Linked DNA regions of Homo sapiens: regions 1 and 2 are each linked to region 3. A link is a loop called in an ENCODE intact Hi-C map of the cell type or tissue named here. Cell type or tissue: IMR-90. All regions are shown on one strand. Links, peaks and the distances in the headings refer to the core of each region. The heading gives the core; the rest is flanking DNA. Region 1 overlaps ATXN7L1 (ataxin 7 like 1). Region 2 overlaps CDHR3 (cadherin related family member 3). Region 3 overlaps ATXN7L1 (ataxin 7 like 1).

Region 1 (10,626 bases), core at 4,756-7,255, 54 kb before region 3:
GCCTAAACCTATTTTCTTATAAATTACCCAGCCTCGGGTATTTCTTTATAGCAGTGCAAGAACAGCCTAACAGACTGCTTTCAAGATGATTTCAAATCCTGAGATGTCCTTTGAGACTCTGTTCAGGGCCAGGTGCTATGGAGTAGGCAGATGTGTGGAGGGAACCACCTGCCCTGATGTCTCCCAGTTCTAACACTTTCTTCTGGGGATGCTTATGCCACCTGATATTGTTTGCCATCTGTCCCTGATAATTTACTTTTCCTTCCCCGCTTCTCTGGAAACATCACCCTCAGCTGGGAGTTTGTTGCCCTACCATTTAAATGCTGGCATCCCATTTTCTCCCTAATCACTCTCTCCTGGGCTTTTTAACACATTCGTCTCATTTGTTCGGTTGTTTTTCTGATCTTTGGGTCATTTTGGTTGTTTGGGTGACCCTGAAGCTCTTGTGTGATTCAGAGGCTTAAATTCTCAAGGGTCCAGGTATAAGAGTACTTTCGGCTAAATATTTTCTCTTGAACATGATAGAAACCTCCATGTTCTGTGCAGTAGGCATATTCCCTTCACTGCAAGAGTTTGGGGTTCCTGTGGGTTTCATCTCTGGTCCCCCATAGCCCAGTGCCATCCCATGCCCCTTCTCCCCCAGCCCTCCTGGTTTGGGGCACTGCCTCTCTTGGCTGTCACCGTTCTACTTTTAATTTACTCTGGGGATGCAGCGCGTGCCAGCTGCTTCTTCCCTGGATAAATTGGACATTTCACCTCAGAGCAAGCTTGTTCTCACAGTTTCTGAAGACTTCTTTACCCTCTCACATTTTATCCCTTAGCTGGTTTCCTCAGAAAGTTCTGAGGGTTTTTTTCCCTTGGTATTCTTCCTCTTGAAAAAAAGAGAGAGAGAGAGAAGGGTGCCACTAGCCAAACTTCCCAAGAAAGTTTCTTTTTTAGAAAAATTTCTGCCTCTGTCACCAGTGTTGTGAAAGTCCCTTCAGTATTTCTGTTAATAGGGTTTTTCTATCCTTTAAGAAAATGGGATTTATTTTGGTTTTATGAAGGGTCAGAAAAGCTCTTGTTGGCCAGAAGAGAAACTGTCTCCATTGTATAGGGAAATATGTTCCAAGCTCCAAACCACAACTTACAAATGAACTTTTGGACTAAGACCAGTGTGTGAAGTGAGGAGTCCGTCTCCGCTGAGCTCTGAAATGGAAATGCTGGTCTACTGGAGTTCAGGCTGAAAGACTCACATGCTGATTTCAAGTGCGTGGTCTGAAAGAGTCAACCCACCAACTTGGGCCCCTTACCTCCGGAAACTTTTTTTTTTTTTAATTATACAATTAAGGCTGGACACTGGCTCACGCCTGTAATCCCAACACTTTGGGAGGCTGAGGTGGGCAGGTCCCTTGAGCCCAGGAGTTCAAGACCAGCCTGGGCAACATGGCTAGAATCCATCTCTACAAAAAATACAAAAATGAGCCTATCATGGTGGCATGCGCCTGTAGTCCCAGCTTCTCAGGAGGCTGAGGTGGGAGGATCACCTGAGCCCGGGATGCAGAGGTTACAGTGAGCCATGATTGCACCACTGCACTTTAGCCCAGGTGACAGAGTGAGACCCTTTCTCAAAAAAAAAAAAAAAAAAAAAAACCACACACTTATAAATTATTAAAAAAAAAAAACAGCTTCCACAGGGGCATGGAGCACAGAAAGTGAAGCCCCTCCTGCACCCTGCCTCTCCCCCAGCATTCATGCAGCTTGACCTCATTCTGTTTAAGGGTCAAGAGGATTCCATTGTTTTGGTTCAACCAAAACCCATTCAGTGAGTCCCAGAGACCACTTTTAGCCCTGGGAAAAACTGGCCCTGGATTCCCAGTAGGCATCTGAAAGACCCTGGTTTTGGCTGCTAGATTGCGTTTCGTCTGCAGCCCTCTCCCCTCCACTCCATCACAAAAAGGCAGCCTCAAATTTCCTGTAAAGAAGAGTACCTCTCCCCGTTCTCAGCAGTGTGGCAGGATTCGTTCTAGTCATGTTCTCTGAACGTTATTGAAGTTGTTTTTCTGCAAGCCTACAGTGTGTGTGGCAGTACGCTCAGCCCAGTGAGGGAGGCAGAGCAAAGCAGTTGCTCTCTCTCAAGAAACTTACAGACTCATCAGAAAATAAGAATATACCCATCAGAATAGCACCCTTCAGCAAGGTAGGTGTGCGTATCAGGATCCTAAAATGTTATGACGTTTGACCTTAGTATTGCATTTCTGGGCACATAAACTGAGTAGGCAAACATTAGGCACACAGATTTATATACAAGGATTTTCATTACTCTGTTGTTGATAAAAGTGTAAAATTGAAGGTGGCCCATAGTTCCAAAGATAGGAGACTGGTTAAGTAATTTGTGATATATCCATTCAGTGGCATACTATACAGCTGGGTGAAGCCAAGCTTTCAAAGTCAATGATGAGGCCAGGCGTGGTGGCTCACGTATGTAATCCCAGCACTTTGGGAGGCCAAGGCAGGTGGATCACCTGAGGTCAGGAGTTCAAGACCAGCCTGGGCAACATGGTGAAACTCTGTCTCTACTAAAAATACAAAATTAGCCAGGCGTGGTGGCACATGCCTGTGATCCCAGCTACTTGGGAGGCTGAGGCAGGAGAATTGCTTGAACCTAGGAGGCAGAGTTTGCGGTGAGCTGAGATCATACCACTGCACTCCAGCCTGGGCAATAGAGTGAGACTTTGTCTCAAAAATAAATAAATAATAAACAAAACAAAGACAATGATGACATGGGAAAATACCATAAAATATTCAGTAAACCATGTTGAATACTGACTGTAATCAATATCCGAATTAATTTTTCCCAACATTTTATTATAAAAATATTCAACACATAGCATAGTTGAAAGAATTTTGCAGTGAAATCTTCCTTATAACTACCACTGGCTGTATCATTACCATTTTATTATATTTGTTTTATCATCTATACCCCCTCTTCTTCATCCAATAATGCATCTGATTTTTAAATGCATTTTAAAGTAAATTTCAGGCATCAGCATGCTTTCCCCTTGATACTCCAGCATGCATATCATTAACTAGTGTTAACTATTTGGTTTTTTGTTTTGAGGAAAAAACTACATACAGTGAAATGTACAAATGTTAACTATACTTTCTCTGAGTTTTGACAAATGGATACTCTCATGAAACCAAAATCCCTATTAAGATATAGAACATTACCAATTATTTTTACTACTAAGCACACATATTTATTTGTATATGTCTATATCTGTGCAATGGATTCCAAGGCTGATTTTATTTTCTTCGCTGTATTCTTTACGTTCTAAATGGTGTGAGTACATCTATTTGCTCTTTTATTTAATGGGTATTCATTTATCATGTAGCGTGTGCCAGGCTCTGCCCTAAATACAGGGGCTCCAGGGGTTAACAGGACTGCAGAATTCCCTGCCTTTACGGCACCTACGATCTAGTAGGGGCAAGATGAGTGAACAAAAGATAATGCAGCAGGGAGATAGTGAGTGAGGGGCTGTGGGTGGTCAAGGGAGACTGAATGATCTGAGGAAACAGCCAGTGAGGGTCAGGAGAGTCTAGGGGACCTGGGGACCAGCAGATCCAAGGACCCTGAGGCAGGAAGGGGAACATGATAGGGTGGGAGGTCAGAGGGGGAGGCAGAAGCCAAGCCATACAGGGCTTTGCAGGTGATGTGAGGAGTAAGGACTTTATCCTGGTGTGGTGAGAAGCCATTAGAGGGTTTTAATCAGGAGAGACATGGTCTGATTTCTGTTTTTAAAAGCTCTGCTCTGTGGAGAATCTGCTCTTCTGGGGTAAAGGTAGAAGCACGGAAGTCAGAAAGGGAGGCTTGTGCTGGGATAGTAATGGATGTGGTTAGCAGCTGTGAAGGTAGAGCTGGCTCTACTTCCTGAAGGATTAAAGGTGGGATGTGGGCAAGAGAGGCGTCAAGGAAGATTCTTAGATTCTTTGTCTAAGCAACTGGGTGAATGATGGTGGTATAACTACGATGGGCAGACTTGTGTAAGAAGCAGGCTCTGGGGAGGAGAGAAATCAGTAGTTCCGTTCTGGACATGTTGAATGCAAAGTGGAAACTTCACCTTTCAAAGCTTTCCGTGGAGAAGTCAGGCAGGCAGTGGCTGGGTGAGCACTGGAGGAAGGGAAGAGGCCAGAACTACTCCAAGTTGTTGGTGCACAGAAGGTGCAGGGGCATCTGCAATGCCCTTGGGGGCAGGTGTGTTTTCGAATTCAGAATTATTCAGACTTTGGAAAAGTAATCGATTTACACTCACTGAGGTCTGGGGCGTCACCTGTCATCAAACACATAAGGTATTTCTGTAGCAAATCGTAATCTTCACACTTAAACAGATTAATAAAGACTAGAAATAGCCTCACATTAGTTCAGGTCAGGTGTTGTTATGAAGGCAGTTTAGTCACCAAATTAGGTAAAACTTGGTTTCAGAGCTCTTGAGTTTCCGAATTGCAGAAAATTAGCAATCCCCTCCCTATTCTCAATTTCTACTCCCCAAATGCAAATACTTTGAAAAAATTTTTCACTGTTCTTTTCTGTTTACTTCTATAATGTCAAGTAACTGGGTTTTCCTGCCATCTCAAGATTCTTAAAAGCTTTATATTATCTACTAACTTGCCACCATGAAAAGTGAGGGCTTATTTCTTCAATAGGCCCTCCCCACTGCACACCCCTTTTCCATGCAGCCTTCCAATATAGTCACATGGCCATTTCTCACTAAATCAGCATTAGGGGCTTATATTATTATGATCATGTGAGTATTACTCACAGCTGAATGACCTGCCATACTATTATTACATGTCCTTTCTTAAACAACTCTGATTTCTTCAGTCTTTTGCAGAGAAGAAGCAAAGGATACCAGGGTAGAAGGTTATACAGAGTTCCCACCAAGCTTCCCATGCCTAGCCCACCCCACATCCCTGTTCTCAAGGGTAGCCTTTCTGGGCTTTGGGGGCTAAAATCAGCCCATGTCAATGCCCCCCACTTCACCCCACCCACTAACTGTGTTCAGCTAAGTCATTTACCATTTATCCAACTGCTCTGCAGCAGCATCCAGAATTTTACTGGCATCTTGGGTCTACTCTCATCTCCTATATTGTAGGACTATCACATTGTTCTGGTAGTTTACGCTTTTTAAAATTAAATTTACTGTCATTTTTTGTGGGGCTTCAGGAGAGAGTAGAGATAGACATAGTTTATCAACCTGCCATATTTAACAAAAAGCATCCCAGAGCACTTTTCATAGTTCCTCGGCCACGACCTTTTTATAGTGGGTGTCAGCAGATGTTCCTTATGTAATGATTTTGTCCACCTGTTGCCCAGCTCAGCCCACAGAGTTGGAAATTGGAAATTTGGAAGCGCTGTTACAACAAATTGCTTTCTAGGCATTTTAAATCTCCCAGGGTTTTCCCAGAGCAATTTAGGAGACCTCCTGAATGAGCCTAATGTGCTTTCAGCCTTTCTCGCTACAGTGAAGAGACTACATGGCATTTGCATTTATACAGCTATTTTGAAGTAGAATTCTTCATGTAACCAGGGTAGCATAAAGGGCATGCATTGGTCAGGCAGGGTGGAGCTTGGTCACCAACAAGTGTGTACACTGCACAACTTACTTTTGCTCTCTAGGCCCCAGTCACCCCATCTACGGTAAAGGTGGACTGGAGCACCTCATTCTTTATCCAAACTTTACACAGAGCCCTCTGTATAAAACGCAAAAAGAGGAACTGTTGTGGTTGAAGAAGGGGCAGATGCCCCCAGAATGAACTGAGATACTTCCAAGGTATCCCAGGCTCCTGTGGACGTAGATTGAGAAGCACTGGACTTGAAGATGTCTCTAAAGTCTCAATAGGACAGCTCTGTGAACCCTGCCTTTTCAAATGCTTACTGCTCTGCAGAAGTGAAACACTCTTTGCAGCTGGGGTCCCAGGAAGTGCAGTCCCAGGAAGTGCAGGTCCCATGGAAGGCCACTGGACCTGACATGGCATAGCAGGCACTGTCCTAATCTCCCTTTCCTGGCACAGAAGTGGAAGCAGGAATGTTGGTTCTAGCTGCCTCTTAGAGAAGAGAGAGATTTGTTGATTTATGGGTTAAGAGCCCTGGGATGGGAATCCTCCCAACACAGGCTCTGTAAGAATACAGGAATTTGTTTTCCCACATCATTTGCTTTTGATTTACTGTTTTGATGTGGGGCTGCTTGATGACTCAGATGTTATCTTCCACTGCCAAATCACACGTTAGGTATGTATAACATTTCCTACACAGTGACATCTTATCCTCTTCCACAGTCATCAATGGCCATACCCCACACCCGCCATGGGGCAGGGCTGGGTGGGAGGGGGAATTAAACAACTCTTCTAGTCACAGGTATGGGGCAGTGGTTTTCAAAACCGTTGTCTTTGTTGTTGATGTTGTTGTTTGAAGGATAGAATCATTTTCCAAAGAAAATCTTAAGGCAAAGCCGAGTCAGTAAAACAGATAAACATGGAACCCCTGCTCAAGTTGAAGAGTGGGATGAAGTGAAATAAAGACTCCAGCCCCTCTTCCAGCTCTGCCATAGAGGCTCCAGTTATAGGGACAGACCCCCAGGTCATTTCTGGATCTACCTCCTATACTTGTCGTGACCTAGTAGGATAAATAACTGAGCCTCCCAGGGCCTTCTTGTCCTCATCTTTAAAATGGGGCTGTCGGGGGATGGGGTAACATCTACCACTATTAGCTTTGAGTGAGCCACTTCGTGTGTCCCCAGTGACAAGGAGGCTTCTTATTACTGCCTACTTAGAAGGCTTGCCCCCAAAGGGTAAGCTTTGAGCCCCACAACAGCTTTCCTGCAGGGAATGTTTTAGAAAACCTGATTTGCACAGTTTGCAACAACTACTGTTTTCTTTTCAACCTCTTCTTTCCAGAGAAGGTCCCTGTAAGGTCGTAGTAACATCCAGTTGTTAAGTGCTTGTGATTTTGCTTGGAATGTAAACAATACTCTGTCTTTGGCCAGTTTGAAAAGGAAGTTTTATATTTTCTCCTCTGTCTTTGGAAGTAGCCTTACTTTAGTAAATGCATTTTGATAATGCATGCTGAAATCTATGATTTTGGTTACGTTGAAGATGGGGACCCTGGCAGTAGTGTGGATCTTCTCAATGAGTGTATATTTGTGGGTGTTTTGTAGCTGTTAATTACGTTAAGTAAATCACCATAAAATTGCCCCAGTATTTCCCCTCCTTCCTCCATGCTGGCCCATAGGAGCTTTCTCTCTGAGTGGGAAATGGCTGGTTTTTTGTTGTTGTTGTTGTTTGTTTGTTTTTTAAGACAAAGTCTCACTCTGTTACCCAGGCTGGAGTGCAATGAGTGCAATGGCCTGATCTCGGCTCATTGCAACCTCCACTTCCCAGGTTCAAGTGATTCTCCTGCCTCAGCCTCCCGCGTAGCTGGGACTACAGGTGTACGCCGCCACGCCCAGCTAATTTTTTTGTTTTGTTTTGTTTTGTTTGTATTTTTAGTAGAGATGGCGTTTCACCATATTGGCCAGGCTGGTCTCGAACTCCTGACCTCAAGTGATCCACCCGCCTCAGCCTCCCAAAGTGCTGGGATTACAGGCGTGAGCCACAGCGCCTGGCCCAGAAATGGCTGTTTTTTCACTTCACTATTTGAGGACTGAGCAGGCAGCCTGTCAAATGTATTGATTGCCTTCTCCAAGTTGGAGATTGGGAGCTACATATTTGCTTATCTTCCCTAGTGAAAAAGCAAATAAGACTGCTTATCTAGTATTTAAACTTGCTTTTCATTTACCCTGTCAAAGGCATTATCCCATGAAGACATAATTTGAGAAGTATCTTCATAGAAAATAGCTCTCATTGCATAAGCCATGAATACCCTTGCCGGTGGAGTCCATGTATTGCTTCTTTAGAAATTGTCAGTGCTCACAGCTCTCATCTCCCTCAGTGAATTTTCTAGCTTCCAAACCCTGTACTTTTTCTCCCACCAGTTCTTTCTTCCCCTTAAGCTCTGCCTCCAACAAACTGTGGACTGTGTGCATTTAGCTTCAGCCTCTTCTTCTATAAAATGAGAATAATAATGGTTTCTCCCTCAGAAACTTTTTGCATGGAAAAAACATGATATTGCTTACAAAGTGCTTAGTACAGTAGTTGGCATAGAGTATGTGTTTGATAAAGAGTAGTCATTATTTCTCTTTGTTGCCTCCTCAGTTCTTACATTCATATTCACCTGTCTCCCTGACCATATTTACCTGGTTTATCTGGGACTTTGTTGTATTTTCCTCATCCCATGGGATTAAAAGCAAGCACAGCCCCTTTCCAAGATGCTGTGTGTGCCTGGAGCCTTTCTGGTTCAAGATCTTCTATGGACAACTCCACGCCTTGGGCTTCCTCCAGGTCATTCTCCCTGTCCTTCAGGGATGGGAAGCATTGATGTCACCTGGCTGTCTTCCATATCAGCAGGACTCTGCTTGGTTCTGAATACCATGTTCCTTAACTACTTGTGCGGTAAAAATGTAATTTATGCCCTCTAAACCCCAATCCTAAACTGTGAGCCACATACAAGGAAGCAATATGGCAAGGGCAGTTAAGAACCTAGGTTTGGGGCCACACTGCCTGGGTCAATCCCTGACCCTTGGGGCAAGTTATGTAATTTTTTTTTGTGCCTTGGTTTTCTCATCTATCAAATAGGGATAAAAATTCTGATCTGTATTTCTGAAGAGTGCATTTCAAGCACTCTGAAAACAAAGTTGTTTTTTTTCCCCTAAATTTGAGGCACACTCATTTGGCATCAAAGTCTGCCCTGAACTGACATATGACTATTTATTATGCACTTTATCCAAATTAGTGTGATTATTCCTATGTTTCACTGCAGAAATATTAGTGTTTCTGATTATAGGATGCAGCCCGACTGCTGGGGTGTTATATAATGTACACCATATGACCTTACTAAAACCTGATAAATTCAATTTGGGAAAACCACTAAGCCCAAGAGCTTTGGATAAGGGATTGTGGATCTATAGTAGCTACTTCATAGGGTTGTTGAAAAAATTAAACAAGATACAGTCATCCTTAGTGTACACGGAGAATTGCTTCCAGGACCCCTGGGTATACCAAATCCATGCTTACTCACATCCCTCAGTCGGCCTTGCGGAACCCGAATATATGAAAAGTCAGCCTTCTGTGCAGGCGAGTTTCATGTCTCACAAATACTGTATTTTCAACCTCATTTGGTTGAAAAACTTTGGTATATAAGTGAACCCACGCAATTCAAACCCATGGTGTTCAAGGGTCAACTATATTTTGCATAAAGCTCTTAGAATGGTCTCTGAACTGTGAATACTCAATAAACATTTGCTATTATTCTCCTAAAGACATAAAAGAGTACTGTGTCCATGAGAATGAGTGGTTTATTTTACCACAGTAAAAATGTTTGTTCTCTTTTTAAGTGAATGGTTTAAATGTTTAATGAATGATATAAAAATGAATTTTACTGCCTGGATCTAAAGGAAGTTTGCTGTTTGTTTTGGAAAGAGGCTCCAAATCCAACAAGAGAAGTCAGTTTCAGCAAATATGGATGCCACTTTGACTGTCAGATTTTCTTCTGTATTCTTGACCCAGAGCTTGCTTATGCCAGCAAAGACAGAGTCCCCATCCTTTCCTTTTCAACCTCGCCTTCCGTTCTGCATACATTAAACACAGGTTGGAGTGGAATCCAAGGTGGCCTTACTCTGAGATGTTGTGCTTCCTGGACACCTGTAGTTCAGGTGGTCCCTGCTGTCTTGTGTCTTTTTCATACCTTTGTCCTCGATGGCAAACCGTATCAGCTCTTCCTTCTATATCCCAAAGGTAAAATATTTGTAAGTCTCTTGTAAAATATTACAGCTACTATCTTTCTCATCATTTTTCATCCCCAGTCTCAAGCTTTTGCCAAAATCATCTACCATTCAGACTTCTCTGTTCACCTGTATAAAAACCATGGGAAGGTCCTATTTCTCCACTGTCCAGCCTCCTTCTCATTTAGACCTGGTCTGGGTCTAACCCTCCTTGTCTATTTGATTATTATTGCTTTGTTTTTTTCTTGGTGGCCATGTTGTTTTATCTTCTTTGACGATCCTGTGTTTTCTTCCATATTGCATTCTTCTGCAAAATAGTCACAATTTACATTCCTCTGTGTCTGGCAAATCACAAGACTCCCTTATTGCACATTTTTCCAAATGTCTCCATTTTTTAGGTATATGTCTATGTAATAAAATGCTATTTTCTTAGCACAGTGCTAAATAATATTACAGTCCAGTAATTCAAGTTTGGATGATACCACCAACATTGGCAGAGAACCCAAATTTGCACATTAGAACCATGCAGTCATAGAATTGGACAGTTGGGAAGGACTCCAACTCCTTGTTTTATAGATGAAGCAACTGAGACCTGAGATCAAAGTGTCTTGCTCAACCAAACACAGTTGGCTGGTGACAGACATTGAGCCAGAACCCAGTTCTCCAGGCTAGTGTTCTTATTAAACTTTTTATGTGCTTTTTTCCCCCAAAGTAATATATGTACAGTTTAAAAGCCAAGTTGTACTAAAAACTTAATTCAATAGCAGTCCCT
Region 2 (10,626 bases), core at 3,486-5,985, 230 kb before region 3:
TAACTTTTGTTATAGTATTTTGTTATACTTTTTCTATTTTATTATTCACTATTATTGTCAATACTTACCGTACCTAATTTATAAATTAAACTTACCATAGGTATCTATGTATAGAAGGAAAAAACATAACATATGTAGGGTCTGGTACTATCTGTGGTTTCGAGCATTCACTAGGGGTCTTGGAACATATCCCCGGTGGATAAGGGAGCACTACTGTATCTAAAATTCATATGCAGGCTAGGCACAGTAGCTCATGCCTATAATCCCAGCACTTGGGGAGGTGGAGGTGGGAGGATTGCCTGAGACCAGGAGCTTGAGAAAAGCTCTAGAAAAAGCTAAAAAATAAGCCAGGCACAGTGGCGCACTCCTGTAGTCCCAGCTGCTAGGGAGGCTGAAATGTGAGGATCACTTGGGCCTAGGAGTTCAAGGCTGTGGTGAGCTATGATTGAACCACTGCACTCCAGCCTGGGTGACAGAGCGAGACATGGTCTCTTAAAAAAATAATAAAAATAAAAAATACCTATGCATATATGTATAAAATACACATAAAATATATCTATAGAAAAAAGAAAAGAAGGACATGTACCAAACTACTAACACTGGTTATCAGTGAATGGTGATGCTTTTCTGTGCTTTCTATATTTTCTACAGAGAACATGTATTAATTTCCTAAACAGAAAAAAATAGAAATTATTTTTAAGATGGTACTATGAATAAACTGGGTGAGATGTTCTTGGGGATTGAAGAAGGGCTTGGGATGGGAGGTGGAGAAGAAAGCTGGGTGAGGGGAAGGGTAGCGGGTTGCTGGCTTCCCTCCCTGAGGCTGCTGCTTTCCCAGCCCTTTCATTTTTCTCTTCTCCTTCCCCACCACCTTCCAGCAGTAGCTCTGTAAGGAAAGGTCTAACTCAAATCATTGGGACCCACTTTTCATGCCCATCCTTCTTCCAATGCAGCTTTTGTCCCTTGAAGTTGCCAGGGAGGGGGCTTCCTACACATCCTCACTGTCTCACTCTCCTCTGGTCTCCAGTGGTTCTACGGTGTGGAATTTACCCAGACATACTCAAGGTCCTGGCCCTGCTTTCTCTCACCTCACAGCTCTATGGGCCGGGAATGAGCATTCAAATAAACAAAAGTGCCTGAGCACAGAGGGCACTGACGTGTCTGTGAAGGCACGCTAAGCAGGCACACAAACTGCATGCTATGCAAGGAAGAATCCAGTCCTCAGCAGCCCAGGCACAACTATGTGTAACAAATGATTCCTGGAACCAGGGTAAAATAAAGAGCGAATGGGGAACACAGACTCACTATTAAGCCTGTCAGTTACAGTCGCTCTGAGAGGGGGTTACCTTGGAAATTTCTCTCTATGGGGCAGCAAAAGCATGATGCATGTTGGACCAATTCCCGATGCCCTTTTAATGATGCAATGACCATTAACTGACCACAATCTTCCCAGAGCCAGCTGGATCCTGTAAAAATCTGCTGCCGCTCCCCACTCCAGATGGCATGGTGAAGTTGAATCTGTTGTTTGGTGCCTCACTGTCATCATCAAAGCAGAACTTGTTTAGGTCAAGAAGCAACGTCCCCTTGGCTGTTCTTTCCGGCACCATAATGCTGGTGAAAAGACACAATCCAGTATTTCCCCCAATAAATGGTAATCGACTGTTCCTTCTCACATGGGCCCTGGGCTAGACACCTCTACTTTAACTGCAATTCAAAGTAAGTCCATGGTCATTGCAGTCACCTCCTAACTGGTCTCCCTGATTCTGCCCTTGCTACCTTTTGGGCTATTTTAAACACAGCGGCCAGAGGGATCCTGCTAACATGTTGTCAGATCACGTCACTCCTCTGCTCCTAAGTCCCAAATGGCTCCTCATTTCACTCAAAGTCCCACCTTTGATCTGCAGGACGCTTCATGACGTGCCCTCCTTTTCCTCTCTGAACTCGTCTCCCACTAGCTCTTCTCCTTGTTCACTCTCCTCCTGCCACTCTGGCCTTCTGGTGCTCCCTGAGCTCTTCATGAGGCTCTGGCCTCAGCTTCCCTGCACTAGCTGTGGAATCCTCTCCCCACAAATACTCACGTGACTCCCACTTTCACTTTCTTTCATCTATCTAATCAAATGTCACCTTATCAGTGAGGCTACCCTATCTAGAATGGCAATGTTCCCTGCCCGGTACTTCCTCTCCTATTCCCCTCTTTATTTTTAATTCCTAGCACACATCATTATCTGGTACACCATATATTTCTCTTATTTATTCTGCTTATTTTCTATTTCCCTCCTAGAAAGTAAACTCTATGAGGGCAAAGATCTTTGCTTTTTTCTTGGCACACTCAATAAGTATTTGTTGAATGAATGAACAATAGACTTATAAGACTAGCACAGTAGTGAAGAAGAATAGAAGAGAAATATAAATTTTACGTCCTGCCTGAAGGAGTTTCTAACTGGGCTAGGGAGAATCCCTGTACCCCTCATTTCCCATGCTTTGAAGATTGAGAATTCCTTGACTTCTGTTCTAGTGGCTTCAATGGCCTAGAAGGGCCTCCTAACACCTTTATATTATTCATCCAAAAGAGATTTATTAATGATCAAATTCGGGGGTCTTGATCTCAGTAGACTCCAGGGTTTAGGCAAATAACACAAATGAGTAAAGCTACCCCCAAACTCAGAGCCTTCCGATCAAGCCCAGCTTGCTGTAGGAGGCTCTGAGGAAGACCAATGAACACCTTGAGACTTCCATTCATTGAGGGGCTTTCTCATGTCTCCAGGTTTCAGTTCCTCCATCTATAAAATGGACATAAATGATATCAATTAGTTTTTACTACATAACACACTGTCCCAAAACTGAGTGAATTAAAACAACAAGCATTTATGGTTTCTCACAGTACTATAGGTTTTCCCACAGTCCTTTCGGTTTTAGTTTGGCTTAGCTGGTCTCTGTGGTCACTGACAGCTTGGCTGGGGCTGGACAGTCTAGGATGGCCTCACTCACATGCCTGGTGGTGGGAAGGTGCTTGATTTCTGCTTCTTCTTGTCCTCATCTTCTAGGAGGCTAGTCTAGGCTCATTGCATGGAGGTCTCTGGTTCCAAAAGTAACAAGAGAGGGCAAGTCCCAAGGCACATGCATTTTTCAAGCCTCCGTTGTGCCATGTTTGTGAATGCTCCAGTGGTCAAAGCAATTCACGTGGTCAAGCTCAGATTCAAGGAGACCCATCTCTTGATGGAGCTAATAGCAAAATCACATTGCAAAGGAGCATGCATAAAGAGCAAGCAGGGAGGAATTTGCGGCTTTTCTTTCTTTTTTGTTTGTTTTGGCTACCTATCTTAATCATATTTTGCCTTGGTAGAATTTCTTACAAAAATATATCGTGGCTGTCATGAGAATGTGCCTGGAAGACCTTTAACCATGAGAGCATAACTGACCATCGGCCTCAGCTGCTGGGCTCTGAAATCCATCACTGTGTTTGTGGTGAGGCCACGTACCAACAACTGGTCATGGCAAAGATACTAAGGCTCATTCCTGTCCTATGTCAGTTGACACTGGCTCCAGGACCCCCAATGCCCTAGCTGAACACTCCTTAACTGCATGGCAGCCTAGAATATGTCCAACTACCTTTTCTCCCTCTTTCCTTCACTCAGATCAGCCTTGCATCATGATCTGATGACTTGCCCAGCCTTGTCCATCTCTCTCCCCATTTTCTGCCACAGGCATCTCCCCTAATAATAGCCTTGCACATTTAATCCCATCTTAGCATCTGGTTCTTGGAGCATACACTTCTCTCTGCAACCAAACTCTGTTCCCTTCTTTGTTCCACATCCTCTTTTCATGGCAGATAAAATCAGCTCTGGGCTCAGTGCATACGGAGCAAAGTCTGACAGCAAGAATGGTCATGGGCCACTGAGGATAACAGGTTTGCTTGCTGGAGCGTGTAATGGAGTCTCCACGATGCCTCATTGGCAAAGATCACCTCTGTATTTCAGCAGGATTGGAGTCTGAACATTCCTGCCTTGATTGCACAATGTCATGGTTTCATTCATAGGGACTTAGAAGAGACACCACTTATTAAACACCAACTGCATGCTGTATCATACCAAGCACTTTAAAAACACTATCTCTAATTTCCTCATCTCAGAGAGGTTTGTATTCTTGTCCCCACTGCACAGGGGAAGAAAGAGTGGTTCCGAGCATTTTCAAGGCCTGTCCAGGAAAGTGGATGTATCCAGACTTGATCCTCTGCAGTGTTAGAGTCACTGTAAACTTTAACTTCCATGCATAAGTATCCAGGCTCACAGATGGTTTGGGGATCTAAGCCTTGATTTCAACTCTGCAGAAGCCAGGAGATTGCATCATTTAAAGAATCCAAGGTCCCGAAGCCAGACATTTCAGGCACTCCAACAGAGGCCTCCTCACTTGGCCCTCCAGGGCTGCTTGGCCTGTTCTCTCATTCGTCCCTGACAGTTGGTATTCTTCCCCTAAACGCCTAACTTGGAAAGCCACTCCCCTCATTCAGCAATCCCTGCCTCAAAAGCGAGCTGCCCTCGCTCCCAGCCATCAGACCATGTTTCTCTCCCCATGCAAAGTTGACTGTGTCCAGCCCATTCTGAATCAGCCAAACTGCTCCGCCTCTTGCTCACAAACAGCTTGCAAAGCGCTTTCACTGAATCGCCTGACAATTTACAACCAGAGCGGGGGTTGTCACGTGCCTCGGATGCCTCCGTCGGGCCCTGGGCTCATTCATCATCAGCCTGGGAAAGCCTCAGGGGCCACGGTACGAAAGGCTGGGAGCCTGCAGGAGCCCGCGCGGGCAGCAGGGGGCGCCCGCCTCCTCCACGCCGCCCTCCTCCCTGCGGGAGCACAGCACACCGCCTCCAGCAGCCGCGCTGACCTCACCCGCTCTGCCACCTGCTCTCAAGAACTCCACAGCAGAGACCGCGCCCACAGCCTCCAAGGAAGGAACAAACATTCAAGAGCAAGTGTCAGAGACTGTGGCAGAACCATGCCATTGTCACTTTGTTCTGTTTTGACCTGCTTGCGTGCTTGGCTTTGACATAGTTGGACTGGAGAAGGTATAAGGCTGGGAGGATGGCGGGTGCTGCAGGTCAGGGCTTCTCAGCCCTCTCCGCACCCGCCCTTATGCAGCCTTGGGACGCGAGGCTGGGCTTTAGGCTGAAGACCTCCGCCCCTGGAACTGCAGAGGAGGGGTCCCTTTCGTTGCCCTTCCTCACATCTTGGCGTTCATAGGGTGGCTGAGAGTTCCTCCCGCTAGAAGAGCCCAAAGAGGGAACTTGAGCCTTGGTTAGATTATCTTCAGTAATAAATGCAGTTAGTCCAGCTACGGATTTCACATTGGCCTTCAGGGCTAATCTGGAGGGAAGATTATCAAGTGCAGGACTCTGTTTGGTCTTGCCTGGACAGTCTAGGATATTCGAATTGCAGTTTCACCAGCTAATATGGAACACAGTCTGCAAACTGTCCTCCCATACTCCAGGGGACTCTGGACTGCAGGAAGCCAAATATACAATTAACAGATATGCACTGAAGAGAGAAAATGGACAAGGAAGATTTGAGACAGCACAGCCCTCTCCAGGCATTCTCACTTCTTAACCTTCACCCCCTACCTCTTAGGGCAGAGGAACAAGGAAGAGCAGGAGGGCAGAAGAGGGCAGGAGCTTCCCAGGATGTACTGGAACCACCCAAGAGTTCTAGCACAGATTTAAAATGTCAAAGAAAGTGTAAGTGTGATGCTGCAAATTGTCTCCACTCCATCCCCTGGGCCCAGACATCTCTCAATTTATGCACGTAAAGGTGTGGAAGTCACAATCCTAACTACCCATGCAGCTGTCCCCACCCATCTAATGGACTTGTAGGGCTTAGGTTGGGATAGGAACCTACTACATGCTTAAGATTGTGACTGACGTTATTGGGGTGTCAGCAGGAAGCAGCTGGTGAATTAGGATCATTCTAGGAGGGGTCAGTAAAGGGACTATGAAGAAGGTGCTCACAGAGTATATGGAAATCTCATCAGATGGTGCAATATCTCAGGGCTCGTGAGAGTGAAGCACCCTTACCACCACTAGGCCCAGGGAAGCCAGTGGAGGAAGCAGGTCCTGCGACAGAGAGCTGCTTTTGGGAATGGAGATCTTCAGGCAGGGAAGGGATGCACCCAGCTCACAAAGAGAGAGCCTGACCCTCCTCTCCTTCTCTTTCCAGGACTCCCCATTGGCCAACTAGAAGCTGGAAGGCAAGGGAGTTGGTTGGTATCTGATATGGTTTGGCTGTGTCCCCACCCAAATCTCATCTTGAACTCCCACATGTTGTGAGAGGGACCCAGTAGGAGGAAATTGAATCATGGTGGCAAGTCTTTCCTGTGCTGTTCTTGTGATAGTGACTAAGTCCCATGAGATCTGATGGCTTTATAAGGGGGAGTTTCCCTGCACAAGCTCTCTCTTTGCCTGCTGCCATCCACGTAAGACATGACTTGCTCCTCCTTGCCTTCTGCCATGATTGTGAGGCTTCCCCAGCCACGTGGAACTGTAAGCCCATTAAACCTCTTTCTGTTGTAAATTGCCCAGTCTCGGGTATGTCTTTATTAGCAGTATGAAAATGGACTAATCCAGTAAATTGGTACCAATAGAGTGGGGCTCTGCTGTAGATACCTGAAAATGTGGAAGCAACTTTGGAACTGGGTAACAGGCAGGGGTTGGAACAGTTTGGTGGGCTTAAAAGAAGACAGGAAAATGTGGGAAAGTTTGGAACTCCCTAGAGACTTGTTGAATGGCTTTGACCAAAATGCTGTTCATGATATGGACAATTAAATCCAGGCTGAGGTGGTCTCAGATGGAGATGAGGAACTTGTTGGGAACTGGAGCAAAGGTGACTCTTGTTATGTTTTAGCAAAGAGACTGGTGGCATTTTGCCCCTGCCCTAGAGACTTGTAGAACTTTGAACTTGAGAGAGATGATTTAGAGTATCTGGTAGAAGAAATTTTTAAGCAGCAAAGCATTCAAGATGTGACTTGGGTGCTGTTAAAGGCATTCAGTTTTATGAGGGAAGCAGAGCTTAAAAGTTTGGAAATTTTGCAGCCTGACAATGCGATAGAAAGGAAAATCCCATTTTCTGAGGAGAAATTCAAGACAGCTGCAGAAATTTACATAAGTAACAAGGAGCTGAATGTTAATCACCAAGACAATGGGGTAAATGTCACCAGGGCATGTCAGAGACCTCTGTGGAAGCCACTCCCATCACAGGCCCAGAGGTTTAGGAGGAAGAAACGGCTTCATGGGCCAGGCCCTGGGTCCCTCTCTTGTGTGCAGCCTAGGGACTTGGTGCCCTGCATCCCAGCCGCTCTAGCTTTGATTAAAAGGGGCCAAGGTACAGCTCGGGCTATTGCTTCAGAGAGTGGAAGCCCCAAGCCTTGCCAGCTTTCATGTGGTGTTGAGCCTGCGGCTGCACAGAAGTCAAGAATTGAGGTTTGAGAACCTCCGCTTAGATTTGAGAGGATGTATGGAAATGCCTGGATGCCCAGGCAGAAGTTTGTTGCAGGGGTGGCCCCTCATGGAGAACCTCTGCTAGGGCAGTGCAGAAGGGAAATGTGAGATTGGAGTCCCCACACGAAGTCCCTAGTAGGGCACTGCCTAGTGGAGCTGTGAGAAGAGGGCCACTGTCCTCCAGACCCCAGAATGGTAAATCCACTGACAGCTAGCACCATGCACCTGGAAAAGCCACAGGCACTCAATGCCAGCCCATGAAAGCATCCAGGATGGAAGCTGTACCCTGCAAAGCCACAGGAATGGAGCTGCCCAAGATCATGGGAACCCACCTCTTGCATGAGCGTGACCTGGATGTGAGACATGGAGTCAAAGGAGATCATTTTGGAGTTTTAAGATTTGACTACCCTGCTGGATTTCAGACTTGCATGGGGCCTGTAGCACCTGCATTTTGGCCAATTTATCCCATTGGAACAGCTGTATTTACCCAATGCCTATACCCCCATTGTATCTAGGAAGTAACTAACTTGCTTTTGATTTTACAGGCTCATAGGCAGAAGGGATTTGCCTTGTCTCGGATGAGACTTTGGACTGTGGACTTTTGAGTTAATGCTGAAATGAGTAAAGACTTTGGATGACTGTTGGGAAGGCATGATTGGTTTTGAAATGTGAGAACGTGAGATTTGGGAAGGGCTGGGGCAGGATGATATGGTTTGGCTGTGTCTCCACCAAAGTCTCACCTTGAATTCCTACATGTTGTGGGAGGGACCTGGTAGGAGGAAATGGAATCATGGGGGCAAGTCTTTCCTGAGTTGTTCTCGTGATAGTGACTAAGTCTCATGAGATCTGATGGCTTTATAAGGAGGAGTTTCCCTACACAAGCTCTATCTCTTTGCCTGCTGCCATCCATGTAAGATGTGACTTGCTCCTCCTTGCCTTCTGCCATGATTGTGAGGCTTCCCCAGCCATGTGGAACTGTAAGTCCAATTAAACCTCTTTCTTTTGTAAATCGCCCAGTCACAGGTATATCTTTATCAGCAGCATGAAAACAGTCTAATACGGTATCCATCCAGGTCAGCGTCTTGGAGCACAGAGCAGGGTGGAGACTGGATCTAAAGGGATAAGTCAGGGGTGCATCCAGAACAGAGTTTAACCGTTTTGATATCAGACTCGAGGTCACATGGATCCTTTAACATTATACTGGGCATGCCATTTGGGACAACAGGGAGACATTCATGAGTATAATAAAGGAATTTCTATTTCTCCTGCTTCTCCTAGGCAATCCTGGTCTAGGGTCCTTTGTCCTCTGCATGTATTGGGTCTATGTCCAGAGTCGCCTGGAGAAAACTTACAAAACCACTCAAAGATAAACTCAGGAGACTCTCCCCATGGGGACATCTGGAGCTGAGACTCACCCTGATCTTCAGCCTTGCTCCAGATACAGGGCTGTCTCTTAGCAAGGGCTGCTGTGGAGTTGCTCCCCACAACCCCAATTCCTCCCAAAGAGCCCTCTTCAGCCTCTCAGGAGACCAGAGACTGGCTGGAACAAAACCTCAGAGACGAGGCTAATATGGGCAAGTACTAATCATGTGGCTTTTTGACAAAATAGTAGAAAGACAATATTGTTTTCAAAAAGCTTATTAACCCAGAATCACAAGGGACTTTATTGTAAAATAATAGCAAATAGATTGTAGGACAAAGAATGAGTCAAAATATACAAGATCACTTGTATCCCACTTGTATCTGCATTTTTTCCCTTTCGGATGTCTTTTGTTTATATTCAATTAAGTTGTGTAAGGTGAATTCGATGCTTTGTTTGGTTTTACCTAAGTACTTGGTTTGATTTATTCATCTGGCTGGTGGTATGTTTTCCTGGGAGTTCCTATTCACTGATCCTAAGTCTCAAACGTCTATTATAACTGCTAACTAACAGCCCCATCTTGCCACCCGTGGCAATAAACAAAGAACAGGCACAGTCCAGGGAGGGCCTAACAAGTCCCTGTGGTCCTTTTCACCAACAGAGATGAGCCAGATATAGAAGGGAGCAAAATAAAAAATAATTCTTAAGAGTAAGAAAGTGAACAAGGGAGATAATGAAGAAGGAAAATGAAAGAGAGGGAAGAAAAAAGGACGATAACAAGGAAACCTGTGGACAACAGTGAACAGTTCACATCGATTTATTCTACTGAGCTGTTTCTCCAAATGCTTATAATTCTCCTGAGAATATACCAGAGAAGCAGAAGGGCAGAGGGCCACCAAAGAGATAGAATGTCCAGCCCAACTTTCAAAGTGTGCATACCTGAAGGTGAACTTTTGGCATGTGGCAGGATTGTCGTTGACGTCTTCCACAATGAAGGTTATCTGGATGCGATTCTCCTGACCCCCATATGGTCTGTCCTTCACTAGAACTTCCAGGGAAATGGTGGGATTTTGTCTCAATTCACCTGCATCTCGGTCTATCCTTTGGGCCACTTGGATTGTACCAGTCACTGAGAAAGCAAAGGTTAGAACGTGACCCTTTGAAGAGAAATGAAAAGGAATACAGAAACTTGGAGAAAACTGGAAAAGACCATTCGAACATGAGGAAGAGCTTATGCAGAGCATAATCTCTATACAAATACATTTTTGAAAACCCATTAAGTTCCTGTGTTAGACATTCATTGGGGTATCTGGCCTGACCCTTCTAGGATTTTTCACACTGTACTTCAGAGTTGGGTCCCTGGTGGCGGCCCTTGCCCAGAGTGGACTGGACTGGTGAATAACTGACTCCAGCTTGACCCAGAGGGCTCTCTTATTGGAGAATTTATAACTGAAAGGCACACATTGGAGGATCAGTCAGGCTAATAGTGGAGCTACAGAACCAAGGTCCCTGGAGCAGCACTGGGTCACATCCTTTCTATGTCCCCATCTTTTTACATTTTCTTAAGAGATGCACAGAATCCTGTTGATAGATGTGCCTGCCTTTTTTTTCTTTCTTTTTTTTTTTTTTTTTTTTTTGGTTAGGTTGGTTTACCTTAGTTTCTGTTACCTGCAACCAAAAAATCTTAATAAATATGCTCAGAAAAAAACCAAAAACCTCACTCTACTTGTTAAAAGTTGAATTTCGCAACACTAGAGTGAACAGAATTCTCAACCATGGTTG
Region 3 (10,626 bases), core at 3,870-6,369:
ACTTTTTAGTAATTGTGTATTTTCAGTCAATTTGGACTATTGTAATTAAAGAAAAAAATAATAGGTAGATCCAGGTTGTAGTTTTGTAATTGGGGTGAACGTTTATGGTGAGTTGTCTGATTTGCCTAAATGAAAGAAGTAGGATTTTTTGGGGGGTCCTTATCTTCTAATATAGTTACATAACTACCTACAGTAAAGCAGGGTTTCTCAGCATGGGCACTGTGGACATTTTGGGCTGAATAATTCTTTGCTGTGGGGCTCATTCTGTGTCTTACTATAAGATGTTGAGTGGCTTCTCTGACCTCTACCTACTGGATAGCAATAGCAGTCTCTACCCCACTCCTAATCTTGACAACCAAAACCATCTCGGGACATTGCCAATAGCCCCTAGGGTGCAAAATCGCCCCCAGTTGGGAACTACTGCCGTAAAATATAACATGCCCCTGTTTATTATACTGTATTTCATGCTTTTCTGTATTTAAATTTTTTATCAAAGTAAAATATGTGTTTATGCCCAGAAATGACTTCTGTGGAATCACAGCCGCATGTAGAAAGTTGACTCCTTCAGCTTGCACAGAGCTAGCCATTGGAATTATTTCCCCATCACACATACATGCAAAGTGTAAAACAAGTTATCTTACAGCAGTCCATAAAATTGCAGTCCTTTCCACTTCAAAATAATTTTTTTTTAAAGGCAAAAGAAATAACACCTTCATGTACACAGATCCCACAGAATTTGTCTGCCACACTTGGCACTAGTCCTCTCAGCAGAAGGCCATACGGCTGCACACCCCGCCCATCAGACAGAGATAATCCTTGGATGTCACTGCTACTTAAAAAAAAAAAAATGGTTTAGAACCAGAGAACCTGGATGTCATTCAATAGACAAGAGAGGATTAGATTTTTTTTCCTCCTTCTCAGAGAGGGCTTTTTATTCCCTTTTCTGATTATATTTTTGAATGCCCTTCAAGTAGCTGTTTTTCATGTTGATGGTGATGCAGTAGAATTTAATGAACTGTGAGCTAAAGCAGAGAGGCTGAGCAGAAAAATAAATAAGTGGCAGAAACTCACCCCTGGAGTGAGGCATGGCATGTCCTGGCTGGCACCCCATCCTTCTGTGTACATCCAGATGCTGATGCTGGTTGGATACTGAGAACAGCATGTCTCAGCAGTGCTACACATGGGAGCCTAAATCATGAGGATCCAAGGTTCCCTGCAATTGTTCTTTTTATTTTGTCTATCTCCAGGTGACCTCTGGTTGAGGAAGAGACAAACCATGTGTGCCTCTGAGCCCTAGAGAGAGTTAGTCCCTCCTGATGTCAGTGCCCCCTGGGCTTCTCAGAGTGTCAGGGGCATTATCACCTGCTAATTATCCCGCCAAGACTTCCTTTCTGAAGGTGTTGATTGCCATTGCGTGGGGCTTGGGTTTTTTTGTCAATTAAGTTAGATTTGTTTGCTGACATTAAATTGTTGTTACTGTTATTGTTAGTTGTCTTTTATATGACTAGATTTTTTTAACATCAGAAGTATAAAATAAAGGAAATTATTCTCATTGAACATATTCTTTGTCGTTTGATAACATTAATTAATAAGACTTGGCAAGAGCACAGGAATCTGTGCAAACTTTATTTCACCAGTAGAATTTTTTTAACTTGAATTTGATCAGTCTTTCCCAAATCCAGAATTAACTCCTGGTATTGATATCATCTTTTGAGTTCCTTATGATCAGAAACAATGTCTGCTATTGTTTTTGCTTATTTCATTTTTCCACCATCCCTAGTAAAGTGCAGTTACACTATAGATGCTAAGGAAATCCTTATGATGGACCCTAGGAAAATCTCAAAGGAAAGAAATGACAGAATGACTGATTAACGAAGGATTATCCCATAAATCAAGCATTACAACCGAGAGAATCTACGACTAAGTAGGACCATGTTTTGCTTCACTTCAAGTTTTTATATTTTGGACTTGCTACTGCTCAAATTAAAGTTAATGCTGGGTCCAGAACATAGCAGGTTGACCTGGTCCCACTTTTCACTCCCCTAATGCAGGATAAAAATAACAGCAATAAAGCTAAAACACTTACTGAGCACTTACTATGTGCTAAACATTTTAATGTGTTATTTAATCATGCCATCACCCTAAGGTGATATCTGGTCGTGTTATCTTTATCTCACACTCAAGGAAAGGGAGACCCGGAGGACTTAAGAAATTTGTTCAAGATCAGGCTGATGTAACTGGCAGAACCAGAATTCCAATGTCTGACTCCAGAGTGCCTTAACTACTACATCAGTTATATGTTTTGTGTCTCAAACTCGCTGCAATACCATAACTAAACTTTGATGCAGAAAAGTCATTTCCATCCCCTGTAGGATGCTGAAAAGTAAATAACAGGTGCTTGGGGCAGGTGAGCTTCATTGCTCTTTCTCATTTTAATCCACACCACTGATCTTCTCTGCTTATTGGCATAGGCAGAGAACTTGAACACAATTTTGAGGTAAGGGAGAAGGAGAAATAAATTGGTAATAGGGAATGTGTTTAGAGCCTTAACCACAGCATTTGAAATAGACCTTTAAATACATGAAAGCAAAAAGAAGGAAGCTTGTAGAAGAGATGGAGTGGGTACCACATATGTTCTCCTAAAAATTCTACCTGTAGTTTCTTGTTTATCCCCAACAAATGAGCAGATCCATGAGACTCACAAAGAGTAGATAAATTTCCTCCATTCAGTGAAATTCTCTTTTTTCATGTTTCTGTGAATCGAGTAGAAATGTTGCAAATAAGCACACAGCAGATATAATGGTTCAGTTCAAATTTAGAAATAAATTAATAGGATCTTCATAACTTTAGGATTATTTAGTCTTTGTTTTTTTTTTTTTTTTTTTTTTTTTGAGATAGGGTCTTCCTCTGTTGCCCAAGCTGGAGTGCAGTGGCATGATCACTGCCCACTGCAACCTCAACTTCCCAGGCTCAGGTGATCCTCCCACCTTAGCCTCCCGAGTAGCTGGGACCACAGGCATAAGCCACCATGTCTGGCTAATTTTTTTTTTTTTTTTTGTAGAGATGCGGGTTTCGCCATGTTGCCCAGGCTGGTCTCAAACTCCTGGGCTCAAGCGATCCTCCTGCCTCAGCCTCCCAAAGTTCTGGGACTACAGGTATGAGCCACCACATTCAGCCAGAATTCATTTTTAATTGAAACAATCTTCTACTTATTATCTCATCAAAGCCTATTTCTTGAAGGCTGAATGTCTTGGATTACATTCTCCAGAGTCACATGGTTTCAATTCATTTGTTTATTTGAAAAATATTTATTGAGCACCTGCTATATGCCAGGCACTGTTCTAATGCTGCAGATGCATTAGTGAACAAGACAAATAAGGGCCTGGCTTCTTGAGGCTTATGTTCTGGTAGGTTAAATAACATAAACAAATACATGATCAAGCCATGTGAAAAGCTGTCACAAGAGTGTCCCAGCAGAGAACACAGAAGAGTAAAAACAAACAAGGCACATTTGAGGGCTTCAGAGTAGTAGACAAGGACCAGAATGTCAGAGTCATGTAGAACAGAGTCTGAAGGTTGGGTTTTACTCTACGTGTGGTGCTAAGACACTGGGGGGTATTGAGTGAGGGAAAGGCATAATCTGGTTTCTGTTTTCTGAAGCTCACTCTGGCTGCAGTGGAGCCCAGGAGACCCGGAAGGAGCTAATGCATAGCTAGCGGTAACAGATCATCGTGGTAGCCGTGGAGATGGAGAGAAAAGGATAAACTCGAGATCTATTTTGGAAATGTAGCTGACAGAATTTGCTGACAGAATGGATTGGATTAGATTGGAAAGGGAAGAGTCAACATTTATTTAGAGTTAGGTTGAAGGAGAATGGCCAGTGACTTGGCAGAAAAAGCAGCAGAGAATGACTACACGGAAGCCAAGAGAAGAAAGCGTTTCATAGATCATGTCAAATGCCAAGAGGTTGAGTAAGACACTAAAGAGAAGAGGTCGCTAAGTTAGCAACCTGAGGGTTGTTGGCCTTGACAATAGCCAATTGACAATAGGTGATTTTATTTGTGTCTTGAGATTTTTTTCCAAGGACAGATGACTTCATTTTTGCTTCACCAACAGGCACCATTTTTAGGCTGGCAGTACCCTCAGTGTTTTATTGGCATGTATGCTGGGCTTAGCTGCCACCCAACTCAATCGTCAGCTGGCTCCTTTGCCCTCTGCATCTCTGTGACCTATAGCACTGATTACTGTGCAGAAGAGTCACTGTGAACACTAGACAGTGAGTTCCTGAAGGCTAGGACTGTTCCTTGGGCATCGCTGAGTCCCACCAGGGAGCACTTTTCCTGGCTTCTAGTAGACACTCAGAAGTGTCTGGGATAGGCCAAGGTGGGTAGATCACCTGAGGTCAAGAGTTCCAGACCAGCCTGGCCAACATGGTAAAACCCCAGCTCTACTAAAAATACAAAAGTTATCCAGGCATGGTGGCACGTGCCTATAATCCCAGCTACTCAGGAGGCTGAGGCACGAGAATCGCTTGAACCTGGCAGGCAGAGATTACAGTGAGCCAAGATTGTGCCACTGCATTCCAGCCTAGGTGACAGAGCAGGATTATGTCTCAAAAAAAAAAGTGTCTGGGATAAACAGGTGGATAAACAGGCAGAAGGAAGCACTCCTCCAATCCCAAATTCAAGTGCTGTTGGCACCTTCTGCTTCACCAATATTAGCATATATGGTGGCTGGTGCAAATTCTTATGTACTTATCCACCCCTCCCCCCTCTCACACTCTCAAGGAACAAGGACCCCTGTCAGGCTCACCATTCAATTCCCTGAGTCCACACAAGGAGTGCTGGATCTCAAAAGTTGATGCCCAATATACTGTTTTTTGTTTGTTTGTTTGTTTTGGGGGGGGGGTTGTTTGTTTGTTTGTTTTTCTTAAAAAAAAAAGAATCTTGGAAGAAAGAAGGAAGGAAGCCAGCAAGGAAGGGAAATTGGCTCACCAATTATGAATAAGCCAAATTCCACATGTAAGCAAGTACAATCATTTGGAAGACATGGCTGCTTGAAAGAGAATGACCAACTCTGTTGAGACGCAGTTGGAAAGGCATCCCTCTGTGAGCAGTGGGGAGGCCATGGCTTTGATCCCTGACCACAGCTGATTGCTGGAGGGCTCTCGCTGTAACGTGACCCCTGGCTTCTGACTCATCACTGGTGTGTCCTTGCCATACAGGCTGCTCCATTCCATTCCTCAGAGCTGTATCCACCGAGGAGAATTCGGGTAACAAACATTCCTGTATTTAAATCTGAGTAAAGAATGTTAGCAGCGCTGATTCAAAAGGTCATCTCGGAATTCTCCCTATCCTGAGCCATAAGCAGAGAAGCATCTCCCAAACAGTGCTTTCTCTGGAACAGTGAGCCCATACGAAGAACAAGGGTTTGGGTAGATGCATACCCTTGGGAAACTGTGCCAGACTCCCCCTCCCAGAGCCTCATAGCAGCTATTAGCACATTAAAGCGCCAAGAGGTCTTGGAGTCAAAAACAAAAATGCATCTATTTCACATTGGAGTCACATCGCCCTCATCCAAATTCAGCCACATGCAGTGGGCAACAAGAACAACAAAACTGCATGTTTTTCCTAAGAACGTGGGCCTAGACACTAGCTCACCCTTTCGTCTGGTGTCTGAGCAAAGAAACAAAGATGTTTCCCAACTCTGGAGGAGAAACTGGCCATGGGAAGGGCCCACTGTCCCACATACTACGTGTACTGTACTCTTTCAAGAGGAGTTTTTGTCCTACAGGATTTTCGCCTCCCACCCTGACACTAGAACCCAATCCCATGTAAGCTGCAGCATTCTGCATCAATTTTCTTTAGGGAGGCCCTCGGAGTATTCTCAAGGAGCCGATTCTTATGTCTTCATCTGGGATCACGGAGAGTTACTGACTCCTTCCTGGAGTGTCACATGCTAGAAACCTGTGTGCAGGCTTGCCCCCAGATGCTACAAATCTCTAAAGATACTTCCAAGCTATATCTTTTCTAAACCCGCAGTGCTTCTTCCCATGATGTGTAGAGCTACTTTGCCAGGCTTTCTTTCTGGGTTCCCCCCTCCCCAGAAAAAGGTGCTGTTAAACTAATGTTACATCTCACAATTAATGGCATCCTAGAATCGGGGAATACCGTTGATTGTTTGGGTAGGACCTTTCCCTTGCTCCTTTGCAGGGCCAGGCGCTTCTGAAAACTGGGTGCAAATTTGGGAATGCTGCATAGGAGACTCATAGGAAATAGATAGGTCTAGGGCAAAACATAAATTGGGGGGCATAAAGGATGAAAGAGTCAGTAAACCATTTCACTATGATGAATCCCACTTTACCTGGAAAAAATAATCTTTTTTTTTTCCAGAGAAAGCAACCATTGTCTTTGTTTTACCATGCTGGAACTACAGATGTCTTAAGATTTGGTTTCTGTTATTTGTTTGTTTATTAGCGTCATAGATACTTTGCTTTTCTCCCCCTGAATTATTTTCTCAAATTCCGAAGCCTTCTCTAGGGGTGCATTTTCCTAAGATAACAATGGCTTAGTTTACATTGTGGCTGTGGTTTTCTGCTCATCTTTATAAGTGGCTGCCTCCACCCCATATGTAATCTTCTTAAACAAGCACCTTCTTAAATGAGGCAACCCTCTTAACCAAAGCGCATTAATAATACTCATTATTAATGAGTATATGGTAGTGCTCTTCTTATTAATGAGAAGGCTGCGGGGCCGGGCGCGGTGGTTCACACTGTAATCTTAGCATTTTGGGAGGCTGAGGCAGGTGGATTACTTGAGGTCAGGAGTTGGAGACCAGCCTGGCCAACATGGCAAAACCCCGTCTCTACTAAAAATACAAAAAATTAGCCAGGTGTGGTAGCACACATCTGTTATCTCAGCTACTAGGGAGGCTGAGGCAGTAGAATCGCTTGAACCTGGGAGGTGGAGGTTTCAGTGAGCCAAGATCGTGCCACTGCACTCCAGCCTGAGTGACAGAGGGAGACTCTGTCTCAAAAAAAAAAAAAAAAGGGTTGCTGGCTCTGACTGACACCCTAATCCTGTGACCTGCATTTGTCAGCTCTGGGCATCATCCTGATAGTGACACTAGCTCCAAAAACATGAATCAAGTTTCCCGGTGCGTTTAAGAAGGCAGGGGCTAGATGGTGGCCCTTTGAAAATTTTCCTCCCACTTTCTTGGCTGAGCTGCCTTTGTCATATTCTTACAACAAACCCATGGGTCCCTAGGGTTTGGTGGTGAGGAACTTCTAGCCCTTATGGCCAACCTTTGCCTTAGCTGCTCTTTGAGGTGGGTACTGGTGATGGTGGCAGTGCAGAGCCAGCCTGGGAGACAAGTGGGGTGGCCAGAGGAAGAGGGTGTACCCCAGAGCTGCCCTCCTCTGTGGCTTGTAATGTTTGTGAGCCAAGAAACCACTGGACTTTTTGCCCTCCCCGGTGCCCCACATGCAGGCTGAAGAACTACGGTCCTATCATTTATTTTTTTTAACCACTTCTCCCCGACCCTCACTTGTCTACACAACTTGTAGGCCTGCCATCAATGTGATTTGATCAATGTTACCACGATCCTGCGTTCCATCCTTTTTAAGTTGTTAGGGGGTTTCTTTTTTGTATTTGTTTCATTATTCAGCCGGCACTGGAGTTGCATTGGACTGGTAGCACATCCTGGGGAGGAACTATCCATCTGGTTTTGGTTTTGATTGGGGGGATTTTTAGGGGGAAGTGCTCATTTTTCCTGAGATACCTGGGCCTATATCTTCCCCCTGTGTCTCCTGTTTAGCCTTTCCCACTCCTTTTTCAGAAGTGAAAGAGCAGACAGAAGGTCCCCTACAAACAGTTAACTACGGTATTTTCTCGATTCCAGGATGACATTAATTGTAAGGTGCCACAGCCATTAAATAGCACCTTTTCCCAGGTCCCAGGGGCAATTCAAGGACAGTCTCGTCATCCACCCAGCACTGGCGAGCAGAAAGAGATGGGTATAGTGTGGCAGTGCAGGGCATGGGCCTGGGAATGTACCAAGAGCAGCTTCTAGTGCCGTATGACTAGGTCATAATTAATTCACACATGCCCTTCTTGTCTTGTGGGAATCAGGTGCTTCACTTTCCCTTTGGCTTAGAGTTTAGTTCAAAATAGAAAATAATGAAGCTACAATGGTCTGGGAGTTTCCTGCTTCTTGTGATACCCCTGATAATTGTCATGTAAATTAACTAGTCCCATAGCAACTAGGCCACACATAGGAAAAAAACCACACCACTGCCAGATGGTAATTTAGGAATGTGATTTTAGTTTTCAGATGTAAAGGATGGTGAGGGAGTGGCCTTACTATTGTTTTATTTTTGATTTCTTGTTTAATTGATGGTGGTCAGAGAACATTAGTTATAGGTTATCCATTTTATAATTCATGATAACTTCCTTTGTGACTAGCTAGCATGTGAACCACTTTTGTAAATGTCTCACGTGATTGAAAAATGTATATAATCTCTCTGTTGTGGGCAGAGTTCCATATATTTATTGTATATTTTGTAATTTAGATCATGTATTATTAGAAAATTTATTTAATGTCTCTCTTGTGTACAGTATTCCATATATTGTTTATTTTGTTTAAATCTTATTCATTCTTGCCATTTTTTGTTTGCTTGCTCTGTAATTTCTGGGAAGAGAGTTTTAAGTCTCCTGTGATAATTCTAAGTGTGTCAGTCTCTCCTGTAACTCTGACACCTTTTGCTTTACAATTTTGAGGCTGTCCTGTTGGGTATATGTAAGCTTAATTGTGAGGTCTTTTTAGTAGTGGTGTCTTTGTGCCTATTAATGCTTTTGCCTTAGGTTCTATTTTATCTGATTAAGATTGCTATTCAATTTTCTTTGGGTCAATATGTATTTGCCTCATTTATTTCTTTCCAATCTTTTATTTTCAACTTTTCTGTGTCATTTTGTTTTAGGTGTCTCTCTTGTAAAGCAGTATATCGCTGGCTTTTTAAAAAGTCCAATCTGGCCAGGCACAGTGGCTGATGCCTATAATCCCAGCACTTTGGGAGGCCTAGGCAGGCGGATCACCTGACGTCAGGAGTTCAAGACCAGCCTGGCCAACATGGTGAAACCCCATCTCCACTAAAAATACAAAAATAAGCCAGGTGTGGTGGCATGTGCCTGTAATCCCAGCTACTCAGGAGGCTGAGGCAGGAGAATCGCTTGAACCCTGGAGGCAGAGGTTGCAGTAAGCCGAGATCGTGCCACTGCACTTCAGCCTGGGCGACAGAGCGAGACTCTGTCTCAAAAAAAAAAAAAAAAAAAAAAAAAAAATTCCAATCTGATATTGTCTTTTAATAGGTGAGTTTTATCCATTTACAATTATTGTAACTACTTTATATATTTGGACTTATTTCTAACTTCTAATTTATATTTCCGTTTACATTGCTTTTTGTTTGCTTCTTTGTTCTCCTTTTCTGCCTTCCATTAGATTAGTACAATTTTCCTTAACCTGTCCCCATTTTTCCCCCTGGTATCTTGGTCACAATAGATTTTATTTCTAAAATCTATATGTTTAATGATTGCCATTACGTTTTTAACATGCATACAGAACTTTAGTTTTTAAAGACTAAAGTTATCCACAATCTCTGTCTTCTCAGATAACACAAAAATCTTTGCATACTTTACCCACTTACAGTCAACTGGTAATTACAATAAAGAATTGAAATCATGGCCCAAAACACTGGCAATGCTTCTCAGCCTACTAATTCATAGGGGATTAGAGGCACCCTGATTAATTTGTGAAGCATGAACTTTTGGCTGATTCACTGTTTTACACCCTGAGATGCTTTGGGGCACATCTCAAGTTCAAGTGATACTTCATTCACAGCTCATAATCTCTCTCTCAAGTTCCCGAAAGTGTTCTGAAGTAGGATTGGACAAAGGGGAACTCAGAATCCTATGATCCACTACTAGGACCTATTTTCATAAATCAGATTTGTCATTTGTCATAATTTTCAGTGAGAACATCAGGGGGCTCCTCCTCCCTGCTTGACACCTGCTTCCCTGTCCTTTGATTCTCAAAACTTTACTGTGCATATACATCGTCCAAAAAATCTTGTAAAAATGCAGATTCTGATTCAATTCAGTAGGTCTGTATTATTATTATTATTATTATTATTATTATTATTATTATCAGAGACGGAGTCTTGCTCTGTCGCCCAGGCTGGAGTGCAGTGGCGCGATCTCGGCTCACTGCAACCTCTGCCTCCTGGCTTCAAGCAATTCTCCTGCCTCAGCCTCTTGAATAGCTAGGATTACAGGTGCCCACCACCACACCCAGCTGATTTTTGTATTTTTAGTAGAGACGGGATGTCACCATGTTGGTCAGGCTGGTCTTGAACTCCTGACCTCGTGATCCGCCTGCCTCGGCCTCCCAAAGTTCTGGGATTACAGACATGAGCCACTGCACCTAGCCCAGGTCTGTATTTTTAACATGATCCTTGGTGATGCTGGTGCTTTTGGTCCACAGAACCCACTTTGAGAAGCAAGAGCTTGGAGAATAGAATTTAGCTAGGAAATTTAAGTTTCAGCTCTAGGTCATGGTTCCTTGATGCTTACA

The links. Hi-C counts contacts between places; a loop is a spot of excess contacts. Peaks named below come from ENCODE experiments on the same cell type or tissue, not always from the same donor. Only the 100,000 strongest peaks of a DNase experiment are listed, where the experiment ranks them.
Region 1: it touches region 3 in a loop (6-fold over the local background); 13 of 110 quality-filtered maps call a loop at or near these places.
Region 2: a loop joins it to region 3, with 6 times the contacts of the local background. A loop is called at or near these places in 73 of 110 quality-filtered maps.

Annotation. Positions count from the first base shown.
Region 1 is chr7:105,826,156-105,836,781 of GRCh38, reverse strand. All of the region lies in intron 2 of ATXN7L1 (ataxin 7 like 1), which reads left to right. Among named protein-coding and RNA genes, the nearest start is that of ATXN7L1, 45 kb to the left of the region's middle. RefSeq lists enhancers at 6,065-6,359, 5,633-6,832. In IMR-90, for the core only: no CTCF peak of the experiment used is centred there; DNase peaks (open chromatin) are centred at 6,211 and 6,971; H3K27ac peaks cover 1,533 bases.
Region 2 is chr7:106,003,845-106,014,470 of GRCh38, reverse strand. It overlaps CDHR3 (cadherin related family member 3), which reads right to left. Exons shown (of 19, transcript NM_152750.5): 8 at 9,784-9,973; 9 at 1,440-1,611. Among named protein-coding and RNA genes, the nearest start is that of CDHR3, 46 kb to the right of the region's middle. RefSeq lists a silencer at 4,721-4,910. In IMR-90, for the core only: a CTCF peak has its summit at 4,804 (motif pointing right); a DNase peak (open chromatin) is centred at 4,650; H3K27ac peaks cover 1,401 bases.
Region 3 is chr7:105,770,776-105,781,401 of GRCh38, reverse strand. The region is part of intron 3 of ATXN7L1 (ataxin 7 like 1); the gene reads left to right. Among named protein-coding and RNA genes, the nearest start is that of ATXN7L1, 100 kb to the left of the region's middle. RefSeq lists enhancers at 3,996-4,579, 4,580-5,163, 4,375-5,574, 5,164-5,747, 8,600-9,099. In IMR-90, for the core only: no CTCF peak of the experiment used is centred there; a DNase peak (open chromatin) is centred at 5,131; H3K27ac peaks cover 1,730 bases.